Regions from separate parts of the Mus musculus genome. Here region 2 is linked to region 1. Evidence: chromatin loops called from intact Hi-C (ENCODE). Cell type or tissue: gastrocnemius. All regions are shown on one strand. Links, peaks and the distances in the headings refer to the core of each region. The heading gives the core; the rest is flanking DNA.

Evidence for each region. Hi-C counts contacts between places; a loop is a spot of excess contacts. Peaks named below come from ENCODE experiments on the same cell type or tissue, not always from the same donor. Only the 100,000 strongest peaks of a DNase experiment are listed, where the experiment ranks them.
Region 2: it touches region 1 in a loop (13-fold over the local background); 34 of 42 quality-filtered maps call a loop at or near these places.

Annotation. Positions count from the first base shown.
Region 1 is chr4:95,868,903-95,873,902 of GRCm38, forward strand. The region is part of intron 14 of Fggy (FGGY carbohydrate kinase domain containing); the gene reads left to right. Among named protein-coding and RNA genes, the nearest start is that of Hook1, 96 kb to the right of the region's middle. In gastrocnemius, for the core only: a CTCF peak has its summit at 2,519; a DNase peak (open chromatin) is centred at 2,527; H3K4me3 peaks cover 286 bases; H3K27ac peaks cover 486 bases.
Region 2 is chr4:95,004,611-95,012,398 of GRCm38, forward strand. The region is part of intron 2 of Gm12694 (a long non-coding RNA gene); the gene reads left to right. Among named protein-coding and RNA genes, the nearest start is that of Gm12694, 29 kb to the left of the region's middle. In gastrocnemius, for the core only: a CTCF peak has its summit at 3,721 (motif pointing right); a DNase peak (open chromatin) is centred at 3,736; H3K4me3 peaks cover 517 bases; H3K27ac peaks cover 438 bases.

The DNA of each region.
Region 1 (5,000 bases), core at 1-5,000:
AAATACCCTGGGAGGACTTTAGAAGCCCTTATACTTTGAAAAATATAAAGACATTGAAGGCTGTGCTTTACATTGTATGCGGAAGAAAATAATACAGATAACCACTGTGGGAGGTGGTCTGAGTTGTGCTCTTTTTTTCCTATTTAGTTGGGGTAAAATGGATATGGTCTATCATTCAGCATTTTAACCCTTTACCCCTTTCTGAGTGTTCCTGTTTCACGGAGTGGGGCTCAGTCACAATCCTGTGCGACTGTCAGCACCATCAGTTTCCAGAACTCTTTTCAACACGTGGGCCTAAACTCTGGACCCATGAAACAGTAATTCTGCATAGCCCCTTCCATAGCCGCTCCCACAGCTCCTGACCAGCATATACCTAATTTCAACAGCTCTAACCACATTGTATAAGCAGCATTAAATAGCATTTGCCTTTGGGTGACTGGCTTCTTTCTAGCATAACAATGTGTTCCAGATCCATCTATGTTGTAGTATGTGTTGGAATTCCTTCCTCCTTCTGATCTTCTGTGTGCCCCCATTATGACTGTCACAAATGAAGATGTTACTGAGCTTCTCATTAGAGCCACTTCTTTCTAGTGGCAGAGACAAATGGCCTGGTGGTAAAACTCAGCAGCAGTGGGACCTGGGACCTGAGAATTCAGACTCCCCTTCTAGTCTCATATATGACTAACACAGACAACGAATAGAATTTCATGCTGTGCTTTCCACCGGGACCCCAATTTCTCTTTAGCTGCTGCTCCGAGCCTCCGTTCAGCCTTGGGGAAGTTTGAGGTTACAGGTCTGAAAGGTGAGGTGTTGCCTTGGGTAGCCTTGTTTCTAGCCCAACTCCAAAATGCCCAGGTGAGCGTCTGAGGCAGTTCTTTGAGGGACAGGATAAACTAAGACCTTCACTTTAAAACTTGTCCTTTTTAAAAAAAAATTGTTTTGAATTGTTGACAGTTTTCTGTACCTATCTGGTTTAAACATGGTCTCCTAAACAGTGCGGTGGCATGATTACATGTTTGCCTGGGTTGTTCTGAAGCAGCAGAATATGACCATGTGTGACATTCAGATCACTCAAATGTCTTCTTCCAATATAAGACTTACTAAGCAAACTCACAGAGGGCAGCAGAATATGCCAACTGACCAAGCGGGTTCTGCAGGCCAGAGATAGCCCTTTTTTTTTCCCCCTATAAAAACACTCAGCAGCGCTAGGTGTGGTAACATGCAGGAGGCCTTGCCTGAAGGATCAGCATGAATCAAGGTCAGCCTTGGATACAGATGGAGTTTGAGGCTAGCCTGGGCTACAAAATGAGTTCTTGTCTCAAAAAAGAAAATGTGCAGGAGGGAGACTATCAACAAACAAACAAGCAGATAAACCACTTTGACTAGAGGTGTCTTTCTCTCTCTCTCTCTCTCTCTCTCTCTCTCTCTCTCTCTCTCTCTCTCTCTCTCTCTCTCTCTGTCTGTCTCCCTGGCCATTAAGAGCAATCCCTCCTTACAGTCCCTATCCTTGTTTACTGGCTAGTATTATTCCCAGGACAGTACCGATCCATCCCCCCCCCCCACCTCTGTTGACCACTAACACATCCCCTCTACTTCCTTTACTACCTCGTGGTTCAGGTGCCATTCACTGACCTCAGCTTTGATAAAGAAAAAATTTCGGATACAGAACCCTTCCTTGGTTCTGTGGAGCCGAGCATCTTTTTAAGGCTGGCTACTTGAGCTACTGCTCCGGACCTTCCCCTCTCCTTTCTTTGGATAACAGGACAGTGGTCCGCAAAGGGAAGCATCCGTTACCTTTCTCTTAGAGTTGAGTTCATTTTCCATTGCATGTTTCTGTTTAAACAGAAAGCCTTTTTAAAAGGGCTGAACACGCATTGAGTGTGCATGCTAAATGTTTAATATGTGTGTGCCCACAGCCAAGAGAACAGAGAAGCCTTAAGTAATAATGAAGCTGGATTATGCACGTTGTGTGCTTTACATGGCAGTGACTTCTAAATATACCCTTAACAGCCAGGTATTATTTAATACATCCCTATTAATCAAGCTGCCAAATCTAAATGAAAACCATGTTTAAATATATTTAATAAGATTATGGCTTTGAGGTGAGTAGCAAGCTAATGTTAGCTGCATTTATTTTCCTCCCAGCCAGGCCTCCTTCACTCTCTTGTGTTTTCATTCTGGAAGCTTCTTTCTCCGGTGAAGACAGTGTGATTACAAAGCGACTGGTACTGCAAACTTTCTGTGTGGATTTCATCTTAGTGAATAAATGGGAATGTTTTAAGAAAAGAAAACAACATCTGCAAATGGGAAATGAAATGTCATTTCTTCTTAGGGTGAGCCATTGAATTAAGGCGGAAATTAATAATCGCCATAGAGAAATGAGTTGTTTCTACCTTCTGCAATATAGTGTCTGCTTTTGGATCCGGTATCACTCTCGTAGTGTCTTGAGTTAAATGTTGTTACTTTTCCTTTTAATGGTTGGTTTTTTTGTTGGTTTTGCAATAGTGACACCCAGTGGCACTAATGAACATTGCAAGGGCTGCTAAATGCTGTCTTTCTAAAGCAATCCCATTCCTCCTTTGGAATAAAAAATATCTAGTTTCTTGAAGTTGAAGGAATAATTGAGTCTGGACAAGACAAAATTGCAGTTCCGTCTAGTAGGCTTCTCATTTGGTACAAAGAAGGGAAGTAACGAAGGACAGGACAGATGGGGAGGAGAGGGGTCACACATACCACCCCAGCAAACTTTCAAAGTTATTAGTGAAATACCATTGTACACCCCTGCTGTGTATAACTGTTCCTCTTATTGCAGCAGTGTGTGCACTGTCCCAGCCTTTGCCACAGGCATTCCCTGCAGCCTACAGAGAAATGGCTATTTGCTGGTGTTGCAACTGCTGTGATTTCTTGTTTCTCATATCTCCAGTCCTCTCTTCCTTCCATCTAGTTCTTTTGACTCATATTTACCCCTAAGAAGTTGTGTTTGGGACTTTTAGCCAATCATTCTCCCCATTAGCATATTTTCATCGGTTCCAGATTTTGAGCTCTTAACTTGCGCCTCCCCGCTTACATGTCTTAAAACTTTTAAATCTTTGATTAAAAAGTCGTATATGCCTATTACAAACATATTAAAAGTTTCTGACTACATAAACACTGAAAACAATCCCTATAAAATGTTCAACACTGCCTACTTTGAATTTAAAATAGGGAGCACATGTTTCACATCGTTCATTGTAGAAATTTCAAGCTTTGTTTTAAAAACCAAAAATACGTGCAATACACGCCATATATAATTCACAGAAGCAGAACACACAAACCCACCATATCTGTGCACACAGCGGTGTGGCAGATGCTGCTTCTGATGCTGTTTGCATGCTGGACACTCTTCTAATCGCTTTACATGAAACAACCCATGTAAGTTCCATAGCAAGGGTCAGGAACTACTATTATGGTTGTTCCACACATGTTGATGAAGTGTTTATGCATTGCAAAAGAACAATGTCAACATGCTCGGTCATAGGATTGTAATGAATTATGGGCAGGAAGGGCTATCATCAGGTCTTTAAATGTTTTGAAGTCAGTGTCACTGTCCTTAGTCTCTCTACCCAGCTCTACTCAAAACTCCGGTATCTCCTTTACCTTCTGGCACCAGCTTTCTGTGCTCTGAATGTCATCAGCCACAGAGCTTACATTCCACTGCCCAAGAAGCAGGCAATGAAGTAAGAGAAAATGAAGCAATGAAAAGAGCAAAGACAGGTTAGGGAGAGAGGATATGCAAAGCTGATGATAAGAGCAATGGGAGTCACCATCCTAATGAAGGATGCTTGGCAGGAACCCTCAGTGGCAGAGAAGACAAAGGCTCTGTGGTGACAGTATATTGATGAGTCTATAGAACAAACAAAACCCATGGAGGCTGGGGCATGCTGGTGCGGGGAGAGATGTGTACTCTCTTCCCTTTCAGCCCTTTGACGAAGTCTTATGCCCCAGACATTGACCATGATTTAGAATGGTAGTGTTCTGTGATATAGTCAAGAAAGGGGATGTAGGGGAAAGCATGCAGTTGAGAGAATTGGCCTAAGACATTGCTTCCAATACACATTCGCCCCTACCCTATGAATCGAGAGTAAGATGAACGTGAGGTATAATGAAGTCCTGCAGACTTAGGCACGCTGAGCACCTGAGAGCCCAGGTGGACCCTGGGTCACATTCTTCTCCAGACATGGTTTGTAAGTCTGTGTCTCTGGTCTGAATGCCAACTTCTCCGTCTCCTTTCTTTCTCTCATTCTCTTATTCAGTATACACTTCTTCATGGGCAGCCATCTGTGTTAGGCCTATTCTCTTCACAGAGTCAATCCTGGAGTGGACAGGCTCAGCAATGGTGTTTTGTTTTGTTTCAAGTTTTTGCCAGCATCGTAGAGAAGAAATACCATGAAACAGGCAGTGATAATAGTGTGCTAAACTCCTAGTCTTGAAGTCTGAGAAAATATTTCAAGGGAACTGACAGTTGAACTAGGACTTCAAAAACAGAGGCGAACATATGTATGGCTGTTCGGGGAATGAGGTAGAGGGCCAGGGGCAGACTTTTAAAGCTCAGAAGCAGTGGATGCATGAACTTAGAGACAAGTCCCGTTGTATATCTTATATAAATGTGGATAAATAAATGAATACTTTTCCCCACTAATATGGTGCAGGGGCAGCTGATATAATAAAGATACATATGAATCAAGAGTAGCTTTGTTAGTTGACGGAGAGACCACTTTCTCCAGTCTTGCCCATCATTTCCCCCTGGGTAGACTCCTGAGGAAACCCATATCTTTTTACAACAGCTGCTTACCGAGTAAATGGTACAGTGTGGTGATGGGAGACCATAGCAAATATTGATCATATTCCAGGGATGACTGGGTCACTGGATCTGGACATACCCAAGCCTAAATGTCCATTGGCTCTGTTTGTCCTTCTGTGTGTAAGTAGAAACTACAGATTGAGAAAGCAGAAGCTTGTCA
Region 2 (7,788 bases), core at 1,146-6,145, 860 kb before region 1:
TTCTGGGCTGTGATGTAGCGCAGTTGCCTTTAGCTGGGTGCAGGTGAGTTTGGCCATAACCCTAAACTTTTTTTTTTACATGTTTTCACATATTTTTTGACTTATTTACTTTGACCTTCATATCACCCAATGGCATGACTCTGATGCCTGAAGGAGGTCCCTTTCTGTGCTATCTGGTTGATACATTCCTCTCTGCTCCACCCAGGGACAATCTGTTGACCTTCAAATACTCCTCCATATTTCAATTCTGCCCTTCCCCTTCCACTCAGTTTCTTCTGTCTCTTCAATATGGACCATTTGTCTTGTTTAATTCCTTATTTCCCTAAACCAATACCCTATGTAGCCATATAGGCATATGCATATACAGGTTGTTTCACTTTTCTGTTAGTGTGCTTGCCTTCTGTATACAAATCTCTCTCTCTCTCTCTCTCTCTCTCTCTCTCTCTCTCTCTCTCTCTCTCTCTCTCTCTTTCTTGTTAGGTTGGTTGTATACTTTCAGAGCTCAACTTGATGCCCAGCATAGAGTTTTGCTCCAAATCTAGTAGAATATGGGAGTGGAATTAGAATGGGCCCTAGACTCTGGGTTCTTTCTTTGCTATAACCTACAAGAACAAAGAACATTCATCCAGAAAAAAAAAAAGAAAAAAAAAGAAAAACAGAAAAAAAGAATGACTTTACAGGGTAGCGTGTAGACGGGTTGTACACACACGCATGAGTAACTGTGTTATCTTCAGTAATGATTTTAGCTCTGACACTAGACCACCTCCATTATACCAGTCAGCCAGCAGTGTGATGACCAATTTTCCAAATGATTAACCAAATGTTTGCTTTGCTCAATCTAACAGAGCAATTAGAGAGAATGGTGGTGAGACCAGGACGAGAAGTCTTAGAGAGCAGAGAAGGGAGCAGTCCTAAGCAAAGAACAATGGAGCTTGCTTTTAAGATCGTCTTTTAAGAAAGATGAGTGGAGTTCATGAGTATTCCAGAGAGTGAATGGCTCAGGCCACGTCATGAGACTTGGGATTGTGCAATAAAGATCAAGAGGACATGAGCATGTTGGGGGTAGGGGATAGGTAGAAAATTAAAGGTCACAACCAACATCTTTGTGCACAACATTTGTTTACATTTGAAATATTTATAGAAAGTTTTAGATTTGAGCATTGTTTATACTACCAAAATATTGGAAATGTCCAAGATATGAGAAAAGATAAAGTATGATGCATTTATTCAGTATAATATAATAGCTATATGATTAAATATGGTTGTAATAAAGATCTTGATATAACTATGTCTTTTGAGTAATCATAAATGAAATAGCAGGGTTTGGCTTGATCATATGTATTTAAAAATAAAATAAATTATAATCAGAGGAATCAAATGTAGGAAATAATGTCAGTGATGGTCATTTGGGTGATGCCCTTCTACGCTGTTATAGCTTATTTTGTGCTTTTCAGTTATCTACAATGGAAATGAAAGTCTCACGATGGACCTTTGAAAGATCCAGCAAGGCCTGGTAGTGCAGGACTGTAGTTCCAGCTCCTGAGTGAATCAGAAGGATCAGAAGTTCAATGCCTATCAGGGCTTCATGTGCATTCAAGCTGTTTGGTTTACAGGGTGAGTGTAAGGTCAGTCTGGACAAGTTGGCAACACCCTGTTCAAATTTTTTTTTAAGTAAAGAACAAAAATTCTGGGGGGATGCATGTCAGTGGCAGGATGCTCGCCCATCACGTATGAGGCCCCTGGCTCAACCCCTAGCACCACACGTGATAGGAAAGAAAATGCTCGTGTCCTGCCCCCAAGATTTCTGATGTCAGTCCTTTACAGTTTATGGTTAAAAGACGAAGTTTGTAGGAACCTTGTGTGACCAGAAGAGAAAAGGCCACAAAGGCCGGGCGTGGTGGCACACGCCTTTAATCCCAGCACTTGGGAGGCAGAGGCAGGCGGATTTCTGAGTTCAAGGCCAGTCTGGTCTACAGAGTGAGTTCCAGGACAGCCAGGGCTACACAGAGAAACCCTGTCTCAAAAAAAGAAAAGAAGAAAAAAAAAAAAAAAGAAAGAAAGAAAAGAAAATTAAAAAAAAAAAAGGAAAAAAAAGGCCACAATATCACTGAGAGACAAAGAAAAGATCAAGAAAGAAAACAAAAGACCAATGGCTGTAATTTTGTCTGTCCTTATCTAAAACTGAGAGGCGATATCAATTGTTAGTCTTTCTAGTGAACTCTGGGCCCAAAGGGTAGAAAGAGGGTTAAGTCCCACCACAACCCAACACCACTTTCAGTCTCACTGAAAGCTTCCCACTGACTTTTAGTCTCTAAGCAGACAGTGCTAGCGCAGTGTCACACACGGTTCAGCCAACCCCTTCCAGTCCATTTGAGTTCTGTCCTTCTGTATGAACCTGCTGAGAACAGATAATTCTCCATGAGACACTTCTGCTATTCTCTGACCCTCTCTATATGAGGTTTAATGAGACCACATGTAATGTCTGCATCGCTGTCTCCTCCACACCGGACACAAGCCCCCACACACGTAAACACTGGAATCCTGACACAGGGCTGCACATAAGCAAACACTGTAAACATCAATGAACACACAAGGGAAGGACTGAATGCATGTTCCTTGAGTTTTCCCCTCCTGGTAATGGGTCCCAGTTCTGTCTTAGTAAATCCTTCCTGACGTGGTTTCTGAACTTTCATTTACCATCCTACACCTCATATTAAAATGCCGAGCTCACGAATCTGCACAATAGTTCTCACCCAATCCATGGGATCTTCAGCTTCTCCAGAATGATCTATTTCAGAGGGAGATGATCTTCCCCAGGGAAGAGCACACCAACTGACTCTCCTGTACCAGATTGTCAGCCCTGAAATCATACATGCAAGTAACATTATATGGCCTGAACAGGCTACATTTAGGTATATATGTCTACATATATATGCATGTGATAACAATTAGTGAGAGGAAAGGAGGCCATGGGTTTGAAGGAGAGCAGAGGGGTCACAGCAGAGTTTGAAGGGAGGAAAAGGAAGGGAGAGATGTAATTATCTTATGACCTCAAAAATAAAGAAGGATGACCCATTGTTTTGTGATGTGACTCAAGATTTTCATGACCACTGTGAAAGTCACTGGTGTTCAAGATGCATGTAATTTGCAGGGTTAGGGCTTGGAGTGCATGGGAGCAACCCAGCGGCACCATTTCTAGTTACACGACTGAAGACCTTACACAACACTGTGCAAAAGACAGCACAGTCAGCCAGAAGTCCTTTAACGGCCAAGGACTCTGTCACTCAGAGTCCCTATTCTGCATGCTCCTTATTCGTCAAATGGAGATAATTAATAGTCCATGCCTTGGAGAGTCGTTGGGGACTCATCAAAGCATGCATGGGAACAATCACTGAGACCTTCAGTAAATTACTCAAGTCTCTGATTCTCAGAACACTGCCCGAGTCCTAGCTTTCTCTCCATGCCTGCCCATTCCAGATTGCTGTCAGTCAATCTAGCAAATGCTTTCGTTCTTTCGCTAATCCTCAACTTCTTTTTTTAGATTAAGAGTAATTACTCCCAAATGTATACATGAAAGCCTGACTCTTGCCTAACATACATCAAACCATCTGTACATATGTGTCTAGGTTTTATTTATTATTCTTCATTAAATCTATTTCAAGTGAAAACAGTCAGTTTGCCTAAGCATTAAATTATCTCAGCACAGCGGCGTTGCTCTGCTGCCATTTTCCACCAGAGGTCACTGTTTCTCTAGGAAGGGGTCAGCCTAGCGTTTAAAACCAGACAGATCTTTTGGGAAGGTGATGTTTCTCCCGCGATCACAGAATTAAGTGCATACCAAAGTACTAGGAGTATAAGGATGGTGCCATTTCGATTTTACTTCCTGGATAAAAGTTCCAGCTATTGCCGAAATGCTAAAGGCCTGTGTCCTGCAAGGGCCTTTTAGACAGTTTAGTACAGGGGTCTCACAAATGAGACCAAGCTCAATCTGGTTTCGTACGCTTTTGTTGTTATTTATTTTGTCACACACATGTTGATTACTATTGTTATTACTGGGCAGATAGATTAACCACAAGATCACACATTAAAAAAATATAGATTTAATAACAATCCTTAAAAAAATAACCCCAAAATCCTCACAATGCCAAGTCCACCAGCCCTTATGGCAACAGCTTCTAGAACTCATTTAATTCACACCATTATTCAACAAGGCACATGCTGGTCTGCTCACTAGTTCCCATTTAGCCCCCTGTATCTACCTGAACCTCAGAACTGGAGTATGTGACCCAAATGTTCTGCTACACACCCTTCGTGATGACACTGGAGTCGAGAAGTAAGGAGTTGCTTACTCAAGGTCACACCATGAATGAGGTGCTGTGTTCAGCTCCCGGGCCTCCCAGTACGGATGGCTGTGGTCAGTTCCCACTCCAGCAGATTCTCAGACACAGGCTGGTCCTGACCCCCAGATATGCCTTAGTTAGTACCTCCAGTCCTTTCTTCCTCTTTTCCAGCAGGCTAGGGTTCCAAGGAGGATGAAAGAGGCCAGGAAGGCAGACTCAGTAACATCTGAGGCTTTGGGGGTACAAAGAGAAGGGGTCCTGGAGAAAAGGGAGAAAAGCAATCCGCCACAGGACCCTATTCTTGGTGGCTACTGTTCTCTAAATTCTAGTTTGACTTCTTAGCCTCCCAATTTCTTTCGTTGATCATAAAGAATATCAGGGTTTTGATTTGCTCATCTGTAAAATGGGAGCATGATTGCATTGTAGGAGTGGTATAAAAATGGTGTTCTGTGAGTATATCATTAATGACCCATTCATTCCATCATTAACTGCCTGATCAGGTGTCAGGTGCTGGGTCACATGAGTAACTAAAACCTGGCTATCCTCAAGAAGTAGCAGTCACTTGGGAGGAAACAGAAGAGGCAGGTACCATGTCTCCCTGACAGCGCTGTGCTTTCAGCATTGAATCTCCACTTGTCAACTGTTGTCTTCCTAAACCAGCGATTCTGCTCTTGGTGCTGCATTAAAACATCTGGAGAATTCAAAACAAAACAAACAAACATTTTTAATATTCACAGTTTCCTAATTTCTGGGAACTAGAATTTTAGGAAGTTAATGTAGTCAGTCCTGTTGAAAATGACTTCAAAGCGCCACACAGGCTAGAACCCTTGTCCTTAACCCTGCTCTCACTTGCCCCTCATTCTCCAACTGTGACCCACTTTTCCTATGCTAGCCACACTTCCTGTGATGGCCATACTCCTACCCTTGACTCTGGCATATTAATTAAACCCTTCTCAGCCTTGGTTTGTTTATAGAAAACTATGGGTCTAGGGGACACAGCTATCACCTATGCAGTATTCATTACATTTTTTTGTCCTTTTTCCTTTTTACCCCAGTTTCCCTTTTCCTTTTTCTTCCTTTATTCAATTGCTTGATCTTTTACCATTGGTAAGCTTAGGGATGAGACTCTGGCCCAACTCTGTTAAATAAGATGTAGGAGGAGCCTTTGAAGAAAATGTTTTGTTCCTAAGAACCCCTAAGAACTTCATCATGAGAACAGTTATTACCCCACTGTAACCAGCTGAGGGTGAGGGTACCACAGGGCCCAACACTGGAAGGTGAGTGCTAGCTCACTGGTGTGTTTAGGTTAAAGTTAGATTAAAGATGGGTAGAAGAGAACTAGGCTCTATTGAGTGCCTGTCATGTCCCAGTCTGTTGCCCTGCTAAGGTAGAAGTCTACCATTGCCACTCTGTGCAAAATGGCAGACTCCCTTTGTCACCAGGGCTTCTCCTTCTCTGACGTTATTAGGGAAGTTAAACACCCCCACCCCATCCTACACTGCCCGCTGCCCCCACACACCTCTATCTGCCTGCAGAACATTACAGGTTCAGTTTCCTTCTCTGGGTAAGAAGCTGAAGAGCAAGCACCTGAGATTCTTGAAGTGCCTTCCCCAGTGCCAGTGAGGCAGCTCAGTGCCTTAGCCTTCAGCCAATGACCTTTACCCACCCTGGATACTCCTATGCTCTTAACCCCAAACTATATAACCCTCGAATCACTCCACGTAAAGTTCATCTGTCTTCCTGAAGCTGGTCCTAGTGTGTCGTTATTACTGTTTGCACGCACAGGGCCTGTTAGTCAACTCTCCTTCCTTTCCTCTCATGGGCTGTGGCCAACAACCCTAGCGAGAAGGGAGACCTACGCCAGTAATTATATTACATCCAGTAGAGTCTATATTAGTCTGTGTGAGTGAAAACTGCTCTGGAATTCTGAAGCATTGACCTATAGAATTAGACTCTTTTGATTTTAACTTTAGCTTCAGTCCTTAAGCAAATACTCTTGGGTCACACTCTCATTCAAACTACCATAGCATCCTAGTCTGGAACTCCCTTGACATAGCCTTTTCCATTTTTCTATAGTAGGGTAGTTCTGACTGCTAGGAAGTTCTGTCTGTAAATGAGATCTCCTTGTCTTGAACCTCTACTTGCTGATCTTAACCACAGTTACCAGAAATAAAGCACATTTCTTTTTCTTTTGAACATGGACACAAGCCCTTTGGGAGCACAGCCATGAAAGTCAGTTCACCAAGTCTCCTTCTCCTTAAGCTATTCCTACCTCAATTTCTCAGCCAATCTGGTTTCTAGTCATACCATAATCCTGACTCCTTTTTTTGTGTGATCTAGACAAAGCATATGTATTCAATATCAGAGAAGGACAGATATGGAGCTAGAGACTACTTTGACATATTTTCTAGATATATGCATGTATATTAATTATACTTTGAAAAAAGAAAATTGTAAATAACAAAATTATTCTGTGTGGTAGTTTGAATGAGAATGGCTCCATAGACTCATGTGTTTGAATATATACCCTGTTCTGCCCCCCTTGTTGGTGGAACTGTTTGGGAAGGATTAGCAGGTGTGTGTTGTTAGAAAAAGTATGTCACTGGTATCAGGCTTTGAGGTTTAAACAGACTTGTGCCATTGTCAGTACTCTTTCTCTCTGCCTCTTACTTATGAATAAAGATGTGAGCTCTTAGCTGTTCCAGCTGCCAGGCCTTCACTCCGCCATCACGGACTCTAACCCTCTGAAGCTGTAAGCCCAATTAAACACTTTCTTTTCTTAGTTGCGTTGGTCATGGTGTCTTATAACAGCAATAGAAAAGTACCTAAGACCCAGATGTAGCTGTCTCTTGTGAGACTATGCCGGGGCCTAGCAAACACAGAAGTGGATGCTCACAGTCAGCTAATGGATGGATCACAGGGCTCCCAATGGAGGAGCTAGAGAAAGTAGCCAAGGAGCTAAAGGGATCTGCAACCCTATAGGTGGAACAACATTATGAACTAACCAGTACCCCGGAGCTCTTGACTCTAGCTGCATATATATCAAAAGATGGCCTAGTCGGCCATCACTGGAAAGAGAGGCCCATTGGACTTGCAAACTTTATATGCCCCAGTACAGGGGAACGCCAGGGCCAAAAAGGGGGAGTGGGTGGGCAGGGGAGTGGGGGTGGGTGGGTATGGGGGACTTTTGGTATAGCATTGGAAATGTAAATGAGCAAAATACCTAATAAAAAATGGAAAAAAAAAAAAAAGAAAAGTACCTAAGATAGAAAGAAGTTGGTGCCAGGAAGTAGCCTCCCGTTGTGACAGGCCTGACCATGCAGTTCTTTGGAGGAGTGTGCAAGACTTTGGGACTTTGGACTAGGAAAGCATTTGAATGCAGTAAGTTGAACTTAATGGGCTCTCCAAGTAGGATCTTGGAAGACAGGATTACTGAGAGCTATGTGGA